Linked DNA regions of Homo sapiens: region 2 is linked to region 1. The links are chromatin loops, found by intact Hi-C in ENCODE. Cell type or tissue: ascending aorta. All regions are shown on one strand.

Evidence for each region. Peaks named below come from ENCODE experiments on the same cell type or tissue, not always from the same donor. Only the 100,000 strongest peaks of a DNase experiment are listed, where the experiment ranks them.
Region 2: it touches region 1 in a loop (2.7-fold over the local background); 19 of 110 quality-filtered maps call a loop at or near these places.

The regions. Positions count from the first base shown.
Region 1 is chr5:10,280,226-10,288,225 of GRCh38, reverse strand. CMBL (carboxymethylenebutenolidase homolog) reads left to right here. Exons shown (of 6, transcript NM_138809.4): 4 at 1,730-1,872; 5 at 5,938-6,029; 6 at 7,594-8,000. The coding sequence ends at 7,773. Among named protein-coding and RNA genes, the nearest start is that of CMBL, 24 kb to the left of the region's middle. RefSeq lists an enhancer at 3,799-3,928 and a silencer at 4,029-4,098. In ascending aorta, a CTCF peak has its summit at 4,046 (motif pointing left); a DNase peak (open chromatin) is centred at 4,045.
Region 2 is chr5:10,396,211-10,404,210 of GRCh38, reverse strand. It overlaps MARCHF6 (membrane associated ring-CH-type finger 6), which reads right to left. Exons shown (of 26, transcript NM_005885.4): 10 at 6,867-6,918; 11 at 3,369-3,427; 12 at 2,072-2,152; 13 at 1,759-1,827; 14 at 1,604-1,678; 15 at 670-804. It overlaps MIR10397 (microRNA 10397), which reads right to left and starts at 1,847; the gene lies at 1,780-1,847. RefSeq lists an enhancer at 3,145-3,194. In ascending aorta, no CTCF peak of the experiment used is centred here; a DNase peak (open chromatin) is centred at 3,127; H3K27ac peaks cover 2,245 bases.

The DNA of each region.
Region 1 (8,000 bases):
GCATGATCTCGGCTCACTGCAACCTGTGCTTCCCAGGTTCAAGCAATTCTCCTGCCTCAGCCTCCCGAGTAGCTGGGATTACAGGCGCCTGCCACCAGCCCGGCTAATTTTTGTATTTTTAGTAGAGACGGGGTTTCACCATGTTGGCCAGGCTGGTCTCAAGTGCTGGGATTTTTTTTGTAATTAAAATTTTTAGGCCGGGCATGGTGGCTCACACCCGTAATCCCAGCACTTTGGCAGGCTGAGGCTGGCTGATCACTTGAGATCAGGAGTTTGAGACCAGCCTGGCCAACATGGTGAAACCTGCCTCTACTAAAAATACAAAAAACAAACAAACAAACCAAAAACTTAGCTGGGTGTCATGACGCACGCCTGTAGTCCCAGCTACTTGGGAGGCTGAGGCATGAGAATTGCTTGAACCTGGGAGACGGAGATTGCAGTGAGCCAAGATGGCACCACTGCACTCCAGCCTGGGGGACAGAGCGAGACTCCATCTCAAAAAAAAAAGAAATTAATTAATTAAAAATTTTAAAATAAAATAGAGATGGGGTCTCACTATAGGCGTGAGCCACTGCACCCAGCGGGGATAGCATTCTTTATGTGATGATGATCAATATCAAACAATATTTTTATGAGCACCATCTATGAAAATAGAGATTTTAGTGCATCTGTCACCGAGTAGTGTACAGTTTACCTAATATATAGTTTTTTGGCCCTCACACCCTCCCACCCTCCCCCTTCTGAGTCTCCATAGTCCATTATATCACTCTATGTGCCTCTGTGAATCTACTCATAGCTTAGCTTCCACTTATAAGTGAGAACATACAGTATTTGGTTTTCCATTCCTGAGTTACTTCCCTTAGAGAAATGACCTCCAGCTCCATCCAAGTTGCTGCAAAAGATATTATTTTGTTCTTTCTTATGGCTGAGTATAGTCTATGGTGTATATAGGCCACATTTTCTTTATCCACTCATTGGTCAATGGGCGCTTCGGTTGCATATCTTTGCAATCGTGCTACAATAAACATACGTGTGCAGCCCACCTCCACTTTGGTACATTGCTTCTAGTTGAAAATGTATTCTGAGTTCCAAACAATCAGTTTGCACATGAATCATTTGCCAGACAAGGGCCACTATTCTTGGTCCCCTCATGGCTGAAATAGTCCTGATGGCGTTCCAAATTTGGCTTCACTGGGCGGCAGGGGGAGGAGACGAGCAATGCAGAGTGGGGAGTTTTGGGGAGAGAGTGAACGTGTGAAGTCAGAGAGTGTCTGGGCGTCTGCCCATAGTTATGGCTGCTCATGGGAGAGAGGAGAGAGGAGACTCTTCTCCTGGGAGACTCAGGGGACAGAGAAGACTGGGGCACTCTGCAGGGAGCAGATCATGGACTCGGGTCTTACGAACCGTGCTGTGGGCTGTGGCCTTCATCCCCAGGCTGTGGAAGACTGCTCAGCTCTCAGCTGGGAGTGAGGCAGTTGGACCTATGTTTTGGGAAGAGCCCAGCTTGCCTGCAGCTGTCAGGCAGTTGGAGGAGGGCTGGGCTTGGCAGGAAGATGTGCTGGGATGATGCATCAGTTGGGCCAGAGGTAGTAAGGGTGGAGCTCCCAAAAGAAGAAACCTTGGCAACTTCAAAAACAGTTGCTGATACAGCCCTGTTATCATCAGCACAGCTCTTTGAGGGGTTCACAAAATAAGCCTGATTCTTGAATATTTTTTCTTTCTGTTCTAGAGAGATCAGTGCTATCTTGAAGTATCTGAAACAACAGTGTCATGCCCAGAAAATTGGCATCGTGGGATTCTGCTGGGGTGGAACTGCTGTCCATCATTTGATGATGAAATACTCAGAATTCAGGGCAGGGGTGTCCGTCTATGGTAAATCTGCCTTGTGCATTTTTACTCCATGCAGAAGGGAGGGGTGGAAGAGTGACAACAATCACAAGCCTCCCCATCCAGTGTAACACAACCCCCAATAATGTGAAGACTGCCCATCTTATGGAAATGGGTTTTAAGAATCTGAAAATAGAGGTGGAGGTTTGTCATGCAGTTAACCAGAGGATGTCACCGGGAGTCAAGAGGTCTGGGTCCCAGTGGTGTGACTTTGGGAAAGCCACCTAATCTAAATTCTCCATTTCTTCACCTAGGATGAAGGGGATAGCTTTTTTTGTTTTTTTAATGTAATGATGATCAATATCACACAAGATTTTTATGAGCAACATCTATGAAAATATTTTTCTGGTGGTGGCTAATGCCTGTAATCCCAACACTTTGGGAGGCTTAGGCAGGCAGATCACTTGAGCTCAGGAGTTCGAGACCAGCCTGGACAACATGGCAAAACCCTGTCTCTACAAAAAATACAAAAATTAGCTGGGCGTGGTCACGTGCACCTGTAGTCCTAGCTACTCCGGAGGCTGAGGTGGGAAAATCGCTTGAGCCCAAGAAGGTCAAGGCTGCAGTGAGCCATGATCATGCCGCTGCACTCCAGCCTGGGTGACAGAGCAAGACCCTGTCTCAAAAAAAAAAAAAAAGAAAAAGAAAGAGAAAGAAAGAAAGAAAGACTGATTTTTCCAAGATACAAATTGCTCTAACTGTACACAAACATGCACACACACTAAGAAAGAAAGCAAAGGCAGCCAGATGCGATGACTCACGCCTGTAATCCTAGCACTTTGGGAGTCCAAGATGGGCAGATGGCTTGAGCCCAGGAGTTCGAGACCAGCCTAAGCAACATAGAGAGACCTTGTCTCTATAAAAAATTTTAAGGCTGGGCGTGGTGGCTCACGCCTATAATCCCAGCACTTTGGGAGGCCGAGGTGGGTGGCTCATGAGGTCAATAGTTCGAGACCAGCCTGGCCAATATGGTGAAACCCCGTCTCTACTAAAAATACAAAAATTAGCTGGGCGTGGTGGTGGGCGCCTGTAGTCCCAGATATTCAGGAGGCTGAGGCAGGAGAATCGCTTGAACCCGGGAGGTGGAGGTTGCTGTGAACCAAGATTGTGCCACTGCACTCCAACCCAGGCAACAGAGTGAGACTCTGTCAAAAGAAAAAGAAAAAAATTACTTGGGTGTACTGGCACATGCCTGTGGTCCCAGCCTCTCAGGAGGCTGAGGCAGGAGAATCACTTGAGCCCAGAAGTTTGAGGCTGCAGTGAGCTGTGAATGCACCACTGCACTCCAACCTGGATGACAGGGAGTGAGACCTTGTCTCTTAAAATAAAAAATAAAAAAAAAAAAGGAAAGAAAGCCAAGGAAAACACACTCTAAAATCGAAATAGCAATTTATACATTTTTGGCCAAAACAAACCAAAGTTACTACAGCAATGAAATAACATTATATCTGTATATAGAAACTGCTTGCTAAATTCATGATATAGAAGCATTCAGACCAATAGATAAACGAAAACAAAAAAGACACATAGGAAATATAGCCTTTAAAAATAATGCAGATGCTCCTCTACTTACAATGGGGCTAAGTCTTGATAAACCCATCATAAATGGAAAATATCTCAAGTCGAAAATGCATTTAATCCACCTCACCTACCAAGCATCATAGCCTCACCTGGCCGACCCGAAACACCTGCATCAGGCTACAGTTGGGCAAAATCATCTAACGCAAGGCCTATTTTATAATAAAGTCTTGAATGTCTCATGCAGTTTATTGAATTCTGTACTGAAAGTGAAAAACAGAATGGTTGTCTGGGTACTTGGGGAACAGTTTCTACTGAATGAGTGTCGCTTGTGCACCATTGTAAAGTCAAAAAATGAAAGTGGAACCATCGTTAGGCCTGGGACCATCTGAAGTGGATCATAAAGTTATACTAATGATTCCTTCTTGGGTTAATGGTTCCTCATTGTGGTATTTTCAACTACTTTTAGAGTTAAAAACGCCTTTAAATATTGACTTAGGACAACACAAAAGGACATAAACTCAAAAGGCAGTGGCCAGCTGCCTCTGGGAACAATGGAGCTGAGAGATGCTTTGTCCAGACCATGCTTTTGCGCGATTTAGCAAAAGGCGGTCGGGAGTGGATGCCTCCCCGGCGCCACCTTCTGGCCGCTGTTGTGTAGTGCGTGAGCTGCAGAGCGTGGCCGGGCTCAGGCCCAGGGATATCAAAAGAGGCCCATCCACATGAAGTAGCTTTGCTAGAGTGGGGAAGGGAGCGTGGTCACCTTTCCCGTGGCTCCCTGCCTCCTGAAGAGGAGTTACAGGTGAAGGAGGCTCTCTCTGTTACTTAGCTCTTCTGCTGCCAGCAGGAAGTGGAAAAAAGTTATGTTATTTACGTCTTCTTATCTTAAAATGGTTAACTTGCTGCAAATCTTTTACTTACTTATTTTCGCATAGAAGTGGACACACCCACAGGTTGTTTTCAGACAACCTGGGTCAGGCAGAGCATGCTTCTAATTTCAGAATTAATCTCGAATGAATGCTGAGATGAAAGATGAAAACTATTGTTATTATTTTTTGAGACAGCATCTTGTTCTGTCACCCAGGCTGGAGTGCAGTGGCACGATCTTGGCTCACTGAACCTCCACCTCCTGGGTCCAAGCAATTCTCCTGTCTCAGCCTCCTGAGTAGCTGGGGCTACAACACCCAGCTAATTTTGTATTTTTAGTAGAGACAAGGTTTTGCGTGGGTGGCCAGGCTGGTCTCGAACTCCTGACCTCAAGTGATCCACCCCGCCTTGGCCTCCCAAAGTGCTGGGATTACAGGTGTGAGCCACCTCGCCCGGCCAAAAACTGATTTTTATAGACTGACCTGCTAGGCCCAGGCAGTTTCACACTTCCACACTTCCACACTCGTGGTCTGGTGCGAGTCTAAATACCCACTCAAAAGACAGCTCCTCTTACCAACAAAACTACTCAGTGCATTCAAGCCAGAACCCGTGGGACTTGTGTAGACCTGAGAAACTTCTCAAGCGAAGGTTTGACATTGATCCTCTTTGTAAACGAAGGTACATCCCAGCGGGACATTCCTCAGGCTGCTCCGCATCTTTCCATACTAAGCAGCGGACGAGGTATCATTCAATTATTTAATGGCCTGATTCCCAGTCCATAAAGTGGGGAGGTAGACAGTAGGAGGATCTGACTAAATAAATTTCTCTTGTACTCTTATAATCCTCTTTTTTTTTTTTTTTCTGAGACGGAGTCTTGCTCTGTTGCCCAGAGCTGGAGTGCAATGGCATGATCTTGGCTCACTGCAACCTCCACCTCCCGGGTTCAAGCCATTCTCCTGCCTCAGCCTCCCGAGTAGCTGAGATTGCAGGCGCGTGCCACCACACCTAGCTAATTTTTGTATTTTTAGTAGAGACAGGGTTTCACCATGTTGGCCAGGCTAGTCTCGGACTCCTGACCTCATGATCCGCCCTCCTCGACCTCCCAAAGTGCTGGGATTACAGGCTTGAGTCACTGCGCCCAGGCTTTGGGTTTTTTGTTTGTTTGTTTTGTTTTGACGGGGTCTCACTTTGTTGCCCAAGCTGGAGTGCAGTGGCACAAACGGCTCACTGCAGCCTCAACTTTCCAGGCTCAAGCAATCCGCCCACCTTAGTCCCCGCAAGTAGCTGAGACTACAGGCATGCACCACCACACCCGGCTTATGTTTGTATTTTTTGTAGAGACAGGGTTTTGCGATGTTACCCAGGCTGCTCTCAAACTCCTGAGCCCAAGCCATCCACCTGCCTCAGCCTCTCGAAGTGCTGGGATTACAGGCGTGAGCCACCGCGCCCGGCCTTCTTTTACGCTAATCTTACAAGTGGGGCCACTTCTGTGGAATGGCTAAAAAAGAAAATAAAGTCCGCAAAGCAGAGATTTTACTTTGAAAAATCAAACCCAAATGTTGCAGTTTTCTGTGGCATGAGTGTGGGGATCATGCGGCATGGGTGTGGGGATCATGTGGCATGAGTGTGGGGATCAGACATCATGCCTCTGTGCTTGTTTTTCAGGCATTGTCAAGGATTCTGAAGACATTTACAATTTAAAGAACCCCACTTTGTTCATTTTTGCTGAAAATGATGTTGTGATTCCACTCAAGGACGTAAGTTGGCATCTTTTCTCTTCGTATTTATTTATTTGAGATGGAGTCTCGCTCTGTCGCCCAGGCTGGAATGCAGTGGCGCGATCTCGGCTCACTGCAACCTCCACCTCCCAGGTTCAAGCCATTCTTGTGCCTCAGCCTCCCGAGTAGCTGGGACTACAGGCGCCCACCACCGCACCTGGGTAATTTTTGTATTTTTAGTAGAGACGGGGTTTCACCATGTTGACCAGGCTGGTCTTGAACTCCTGACTTCAGGTGATCTGCCTGCCTTGGCCTCCCAAAGTGATGGGATTATGGGTGTGAGCCACCACGCCTGGCCTCATTTATATATTTAATAGCACGGTTTGACATTCTGCGGGGAGTGGGAAGTCTTGAAGGATGCATTTGTTGCTCCAAATATTTCCAACATTAACATTTTAAAGATGGGTTTTATTCAATTCCACTTATATAATTCCAGTGTGGAAGTATAACCTTCCCAAAACATGCTTAAGGAAATGTCTGAGGGAAGTATTCTCAGCATGGCCTGGTTACCTGGTGGAGAAACGGGACCTCTTGCCCCACCTCCATGCTAACCCACAAATTACAATAAAGTCTGTGACCTTAAAGACAAGGATTTATTAAACAAAGTCAGTTGATAAGGAAAAAGCAGAAGAAAAGTATGGTTCAAAAGCAGTCATTTAGCTGGGCGTGGTGGCTCATGCCTGTAATTCCAGAAACTCAGAAGGCTGAGGTGGGAGGATTGATTGAGGCTGAGAGTTTAAGACCAGGCTAGGCAGTCTAGCTAGATCCCTTCTCCACAAAAATATAAAAAAATTAGCTGGGATGGTGGCACACATCTGTAGTCCCAGCTATTTGGGAGCCTGAGGCAGGAAGATTGCCTGAGCACAGGAGTTGGAGGCTGCAGTGAGCCACGATTGTGCCACCGCACTCCAGCCTGGGTGACAGAGTGAGACCCTGACTCTTAAGAAAAAAAAGCAGTCATTTAGAAATTATTGTTATAATATTAGTAACTAATATATTAATGCAAGTGATTTCAAATAATAGATGTATCATTTTTCCATTTCCCTGAAATCTCTCCTTTGCCAGACATAAGGACTGTGTTAGTTATAAAATTAGCAGTAGAGGCCGGGCGCCGTGGCTCACGCCTGTAATCCCAACACATTGGGAGGCAGAGGCAGGCAGATCACTTGAGGTCAGGAGTTTGAGACTAGCCTGGTCAACATGGTGAAACCCTGTCTCTACTAAAAATACAAAAATTAGCTGGGCATGGTGGCGGGTGCCTGTCATCCCGGCTTCTCCGGAGGCTGAGGCAGGAGAATCACTTGAATGTGGGAGGCAGAGGTTGCAGTGAGCTGAGATGGCGCCACTGAACTCCAACCTGGGCAACAGAGTGAGACCCTGTCTAAAAAGAAAAAAATTAGTGGGAAAGAATTCAGTGTAACTGTGGAACTTGTTTCTGATTTAAAGCATTGATGTTAAATTTCTGTTATGAACGCTCACTAAAGATTTGGAGAATGGAAAGTATCACTAAAGGGTTAAAATCATGAAATCTTTTGCACACCAGGTATCTTTGCTGACTCAGAAGTTGAAAGAACACTGCAAAGTTGAATATCAAATTAAAACATTTTCTGGGCAGACTCATGGGTTCGTGCATCGGAAGAGAGAAGATTGCTCACCTGCAGACAAGCCCTACATTGACGAGGCCAGAAGGAATTTAATTGAGTGGCTGAACAAGTACATGTAGCAAGAATCAAGGGCAAGCCTTCCTAGAATAGCTTTCATCCCAAAATTTGCTTGGAAATAGTTAGATCATTTGATTTAATTTTCACTTTTATAAAATAAGTGTAGGAATCCTAAAATTGATTATTTCATTTGAAACACAAATTCAGTAGGACGTAATGCATGAAATAATTTAATTTTTGACATGTACATCGAATCATAATTTAAAAACAAGGTCTGACCAGGTGTAGT
Region 2 (8,000 bases), 120 kb before region 1:
CTGCAGTCCCAGCTACTTGGGAGGTTCAAGCAGGAGAATCACTTGAACTTGGGAGGTGGAGGTTCCAAGATCATGGCACTACATTCCAGCCTGGGCAACAGAGCAAGACTCAGTATCAAAAAGTAAATAAGTAAATAAATAAATAAATAAATAAATAAATAAATAAATAAATAAATAAAGGTAATCCATCAGGCCAGTGAACTGGAATCATAAAGGACCCTCATTGTAATTCTATACTTAAGGCGCCTAAATCAAAATGATTTTACATGTCTGATCCTGCAAAACCATATCCTTTTGGTTATTTCCAGCAGTACAGTTCCTTGAAGTCTGAGACACACTCACATCATACAAAATTCCAAGAGTCTGTATTAGAGGATGGCTAAAGTATATACGAAGTGTGACAAAATGAGTACTCTTATCTTTTTCCTCAGTTGAATCGTCTTTCAAACTCAGACAGAAATATTAAAACTTGCCAATTATGGAGACAAACAACTGAAACAGTTTAAAGTAATTAAGTCAAAGTCCCCTATAAGTTATTCCCTCTTAGAATAAAATAGTAGAGAATATGATTTAGGTAGGAAATCATCATAGCCTTTGAGACATGACTGGTGGTGAAAGCAAAAGTCCTTTTTATAAATGTACAGCATCAGCATTTCCCTGTGGACTTACCTCTCTCAGTAGTAGAATGAAGGAGGCAAAGTAGAAGACATATACCATTCCCACTAGCCAATGCAGAAACATGGTAGTACCTGGAGCCGACTGAAAGCTCAGTTCTCGATCTTTCAGAGTAGCATCAAACATTTCCTGAGACAAAAGAGGACAGGTAAGAGAAATCTGTGCCCCCTACATTTGCCAAGTTAACATTTTCATCTTCTAGGAAATAAATAATCAATATGCATGCAAGGAACAATTCCTAGAACTGCAGTTCACTTAATGTCATTCCACGGTGTCACAGAACTATATACAAGATTGGCTACTGCTTCAAATATAAAGAATGATAAACCAATTAGTAAAAGCTTTATTAATACTGATTCTATTAAAGAACTATTTTTGATGAATGTAAAAAATTTTCTTGGTTATAGGTCTGCATTCTTGAGAAGTTTTAAAAGTAAGGTATGGGAGGGTAAATGTTATCTCAGAACCAAAGGCAGCTTTTCTACACATAAAATATTTTTGAAACAATCAAAAACTGATTATCACTAACAGCAATTAAAGAGTATAATCAAGACTGAGCATATTAGTTAAATCAAATGATTAGGGTTAAATTTATTACTACAAAGACAGTTTCCTTATCAAATTATTCTCTATGTATATAATGTCTTGGCATTATCTACACAAATTTACGACAGCAAAATGGGCAATAAAATCCTCCACTATTAGAAAGATTCCACCCAAACTATCCTGACATCAAAAATTTGCACAAAGCCTCAAAAACTCAGGTACTCAAGAAAAATTAACATTAAGATCCTATACTGATACACATGCCAAAAGAATAAGCAAATTATCAAATATTTGCTTTCCTTTAAAAAGAATACATGCTGAAGACTTCCTCTTTTGAAGCCCTTAAATTATGCTATTATACAATAATGAATACTCAACTTACCAAGGAACAGATATCCAGCCACCAACCACAAATGAGAGGGAATACTCCAATTTCTACCACCACTAACAAAGAGACCTTAAGTGAAAATAAAGGTCATCAGTATCACCCAAATGTAGGAGAAATCATTTCCAATTTTAAGTTATAACAGGAATTACCTTAACAACAATATAGCAGACTCCCAGTAAGCGACGAGATCTATGAAATTTCACAAGAGTTGCCAAGCCCTACAGCATCAGGTCAAGGAAAAACTGAGTATTTAAAGGTACAATGAAACAGGTAACTACTTAGCCAACATTTAGTATTTTTTGACAGAATTAATTTATTTCACATTTTGTCCACACTGACCCTTACTGCAAATACCTACAACTTTTACTAAGAGGACAAGGATAGACAAGTTTCGCCATTAATGAAGAGTTCTTTGGTATGAATAATATTAGTGTACACCCAAGTTGGTTCATTAAAGGATACATGACAAATTATCAGTGTTATTGCTAAAAGTATATACCCAACTATGGTTGTGATTAGGCCTTCAAAATGAGATGCTTGGACCTGGAAATAAGAAAAAAGTAAATAAAATTTAATTTTACAACATGTTCTACACCCCGGTTTTCCCATATTAAACAATCTAAATGACTAAAAGAGAATTGTTGAGACAATTTATAACCAGGAAACAACTGTAAAATCTGCTTTGGATGACATCTCTGAAAACCAAATTCTCTCACTGACTGTTATATATTACTAAAAAATGAAGAAAAATTAAATAACACTTTACCCAAGGAGACAAAATAACAGTAGAGTGAATTAAATTTTACAAAAACAAGAGCACTGTAATACAACAGCCTGCCCTCTACTCTCACTCTAAAGCAGATTTGCTAAAGGCTAACCACTGAAAGCAGGAACACACTGCCCAAGTCACCCACCAGCTGGGTAATATCCTAGCCACCTCATTTCCTACCACTAGAAGTAACTGTTCAAGTTTCCCTTGCTCTGCAAATCTGTCCCATTCTCAACTTATAGAAAGAATTTTGAAAGTAACAGTGCCTGTCGGTATTTTTTGATTCCTGAGTTTCAGATAGCAAGTGGCAAAAGTTTGGAAAGTCAAAATTTTTCAAAACACTTACCTGAACCTTTCAAGTTCTTGCATTCAACTAGTGAGAATCAGAGGTGTACTAAATATGAGAAGACTTCAGAACGTGATCTCTCAGATCTCAAATATACAAACTGAGCATATGATCCCAGATAGTCAGCTTTTCCATAAAAGACTAAATTGTTCTAGGGCCCCAACAGAGAAGTAATAATCCTTCCAAAATTTATTTACCTCTGGAAAATACTGATAAAATGTCAAAACTAAAGCACTCTAGAAAACACTACAACCCGTCATTCCAAAATATTCTACCCTTTTTAAATTGATTGATATATTGTTACTTTTCTAAATTCAGCAGGGGGCACCTGGGGAAAGGGAAAGAAGAGAACATACAGGTTCTTGAGATGGACAGAAAATCAGCCTGTGGGAAACTTTCCCACGGTATGCCTCAGGCCCACCCAGCTGACTGGATTTCAGAGCACATTTTCATTAGTTGGCAACATGACCACTATCTCTTGAGCCACTGTTATTTTTTTTAAAAAAGAATGAGACGGTATTGCCTAACTATTCCCTTGCATAATGCCAATGAAGAAATGATGTAACTCTTTAGAATACTATTTTATTAATAATCACATTTGGGAGTAATGAATGAAAGTAACTTTGTAAAAGTATTATACTCACGTGTTCTTCAAATCCCAAACCAACAAGGGAGAAATGACCAATATGGTAAGGGCAAAATGCTAAAAAGGGGGAAAAAATTCCATGAAAACTCCGACATCAAAACAATGAACACTCCTACTACAATTCCCCACTAAAAGGAACTAGGGCTTCTTGGAGAAATGAAAGATTCCAGAACTAGGCTAAAAATACACTGCCTAGGACATTCTCTGTAACTAGAGAACAACAAAGCTATTAAGGTCTAATAGGGCCATGCCAAATCAACACAGAAACCATTGTGAAAACAGGCCAAAGAGAGGATAATATGAGCATCAAAAAGAATAATGACCAAAACTGATGGAAAAACACTGAACATACACAAATCCATGAGTTTATGATGCTCAAAAAAGGAAAAGTCCAAAATAATAATCACGAAAAGAGAAAAAGCAACATCAAAGAAAACACTTTGATGTTTTGGAAGCAGTTAGCACACCCATGTGAATAGTTAATACACCAATTCCTTATTCTGAAAACCAAAATTAATGGGAAAAATATGAGCATCTGTCCTACTTGCCCCGGACAGACAGGTTTGGGTTGACTGAATAGTCCCAAATTGATAAGAATTTCTTCTTCTTTCAGAAAAGTCAGCCAATAAATATAAAAAATGACTGTTTAAAATATCACTCCCAACAGATTATTTTATAATGGTAAAGGGAAAAACAAAACCTAAGATTAGAGGCCCAGGTTGATATCAGCTGAATCCAGTGATAAAAGTGGATAATCCAACATCATGTATCTCAGCTCCTCACATATACTATTAATAGGCACAGTGTGACCAGTGATGGATTTGTCCCAGATGTATTCAACCTGAATCTAATAAGGCCCTTAGATCTGACTTCCAGTTTAAGAGAAATATGGGAGACAAAGGATAAAGGCAGAGGACATCCAGGAAGCAGATGGACAGATGTAAAACATGACATGCTGCAAGAACAGTTAACCTAATCCCAGCAACAAATCAATGGCCAAATAGGGTGAGTTGGGGGAAGCAAAGAGAAGAGTACTCTAGATTAAAAGACTAATAACTTATAACTTAACAACTAAAAGTAATATGTGGACCTTATTTGGGTCTTCATTCAAAGAAACCAACTGCAAAATGGTATGTAAGGGACAACCCAGAGAGTTTGAATATGATGGATTATTAGGAAATACCAAATTCTAGTAATTTTGTAAGGTGAGATAATGGCATTATAGCTAAGTATGAAAGTATTTTTAAAACCTTTATAGCAAGAGAATTTTTATAGTCTTCTTTTTCCTCAAGTCTTTCTGGCTAAATTTTACTTCATTCCTAATAATAAAATATAGTTATCTTTTCTTTATGGTAGAAATAAATCGACAGCGCAGTAGATTACCAGGGGAGTGGGAAACTCAATCATGAAGACAGAAGTCAGAGTGAACCTACTAGGGATCTGGCCTCTAACCCTTTCTGACTATTTCATGGGTAAGAATATTTTTGAACATGTATTTCCAATATATTTAAATTTATTTATAAATTATATATACGTATTAGTTTACTAACATATTGTGTGTAATATAAAGCAGAAGAAATTTAATAAGGTAAGGAAAAAAACTGTATGTTGAATTTTGCCTATTTTGCTCTCATATCCCAGTCTGAAGATGACTCAACTAGGCCCCTGGGAGGGGCAAGTTTTAACTCTATTAGCAGATGTATTAAATAATTATTAACCTTAAATACCAGTTGCAACAATCAATTTCCATCCCATTACACACAAACTAATGGAAAGGCATCCTGAAATTAAGGACAATTTCTCAGGATTGTCACCTTCTAGTGGAAGACCACAGCTTTGTCAAATTATATTTCTGCAAAGCATATGACCACAAGAGCCAAAAAACTGCCTGTAGAAAACTTCCAACAGAGCAACCCATGCAAGAAAAAAACAGGAGGGTGTTTAATCCCAATGATTAAAAGAAAAAGTATGTTCCTAATGGAAGAAAACTTGTTTCATTTCAAAAGATTCCAAAAGATTCTAACTATATAATAAAACATAAGTTTACTAAGAAAATTCTTTTCGCAATATAAGCTCAGGAGGTTGGATTAGAAAAAGCTTTACTTAGATTTGATTTCTATAAATCAGAGTTCTTATTTGTATAATTCATGTTTTAAATGTGACCTGGTTCTCCAAACATTAATTTAGCATTAAGCTTTTCTGCAAGAGTAAAGACTTAAATCTATAGATCATTTTTTCTCTCAAAAAAAAAAAATGCAGTCAAGATCATAACAGTTTCACAGTCTATATATGAATTATTTTACATAATGAAAAATAAATGCAGGATAACATACAGACACCCCCACATGTAAAGGGAACAAAAAATCCTAATAAATCTGCACCTTTGTGAGTATCTACTAAAAATTAAGAAATCAATGGAAGTATCCGAAATACTTTGTTAACAAAATACAAGTAAATTTATCTTCCTCTTTTACAGATAATACACAGAAATCAATTTTTGGTCTCATCCTCAGTCCAAATATTCAAAGCCCCTTACACCACATGGCTTCTTATTAAAGACGTCTGCTTTACACGTCACAATGTAGTCCTCAACAGAGCAAATAACTTGGAATTTGGTGGAAGAAGCCTTGGGAAATCTCTACTCATCCTCTTCAGCAGAGCTGAGGGGTAAATCCCATGTACTAAGGAAGGAATTTCTCATAGATTATCCCTATATAGGGATATGTTGCCTGAAGTCTCTGAGACACAAATCATAGGACACCTAACAATAACCCCATTCCATCAGACTCTACGTCCTCACCCCTAAGAGATACAGAAACTGAATTCTAAGGCCTTGGTTTACTCAACTTAGTTTTCCTTACCTCTTCTGGAAAGGAGAAAAACCTCTGTCAACAGTGTCTCCTCAACCTTGCCTTTCTTTCTCTAATTAGTCCCAATGGAAGGGACCATTGTGTGCTGTCAAAGAATCCTCACAGCTGCCCTCGCAGAAGTGCTTGGAAGTGATTTTGTATGTGCTGGAATCTGGTTCTAAGGGGTGCTCACATTTGGGGAAGGCTTACTGTCTTCCCACAAGCCTACACTCAGCTCTGGTAACAGCTCCCAAGTCAAGATCTCTAGAAGGCAATGGTCAGGATTTTGACAGATGAAAACAAGATATTCCACCATAGGGAAGAGCACACACAATCAGCATAAAACTAATTCCAGAAATGGGAAACTGTATATTTTCAAGTCGGTCTAAAACCAGCTTCTACAAAAAAAAAACCCAGAAATGCCCAACAGAGGGAGAGATAGGTAGGTAACTGCAGTCACTGCTGCTTAGGAAAGTATCTGTCTGTCTGGGGCCTATCTATACAGGGTTTGTATCTGAAACTATTTTCATATACTGCTTAGTATTTATTTCTATGTTAAAAAATAATAATAAACCTATAACAAGGCTCCTACAAAACTAAATTCCTACCATAATACTATAAAAAAAAAAAGCACAAACACAACTTACCAAAAACAAGAATGAACAGTGTATTTAAAGATACCACCCAGAAGACATGTTCCTAAAGGAAAAAAGCATCAATAAAGCATATTCAATTCATACTTAATGTATGTTTAATTGGACTATTCCACTTATTTAGCTAGAGCCAAATAGTAAAAACAGCTAAGATTGAAATTTTCCCTCTATTGTTTTGGGATTTCAATCTAGACATAATATGTAACTTTCATTTTTCATTAGATAGCTCATACAACTAAGCCTAATAAAACTCAAAAATGTTACATGTACAAAAAACAAATTCATTTATAAACACTTCCTTTTTAGAAATAATCTACGACAAATTACATAGATTTTCATAACCACCAGATTTCATTTAAATCAAATGACACTAAAAATTTCAAATGGAGAAAAATTTGAAAGCCAAATTAATTGTAAACATCATGTTAACGTCAACTGCAGTGTTTCTTTCAACGTCCAATCTGCCTTCTTGACACCTACAAGGTCACTATTGCCTGGCTACCACTCCTTTGGAAAACTCTAGCTTGATCTCCTCTGGTCCCTCCACTCCCTATGGTGCCCTGACTTTCTTTGTCCTGTCTCACCTGACCATCTGGTCACCTCCCACAGTTACATACTGTCACCTCTAAGGCGACAGCTATCTGCCTATTCCTTCAGCCATGTTACACACACCTTAGCTATGCCCCATGCTGACACTGACCAGACTGCCCAAGTCCATTCATTCATGCCCACAACCTTCCCCGCAACCATCAAGTTAAATGATCCGTCCAAAGATCTTTTGTCTAAAAAAAGGATTTCTCTGTTCAGGTCCCCTAATCTTCCACAAATCCAACCAGAAAGAAGGGTAATTAGTTTGTGAATGACTACTACATTTCTTCTCACCATGTGGGCTCAATTTTTTCAACCTCTCTGCCTTAAGGGCTCCTAAATTTTCCCTATCCCCAACACATTTTATACTTCAACCTCTGTTATCTTCGCGGAAAATCTCCTGCTGACAAACTCCATTCCACTAAGAAAGACCTAATCAAACCCTCTTTTGTGCCCCTCTTGTGTCCTATGCACACTTTTTGTCACTGAGACTCCAAAACATTCCTTGTTTACATGTTCATTTCTCTCTACCACACTATA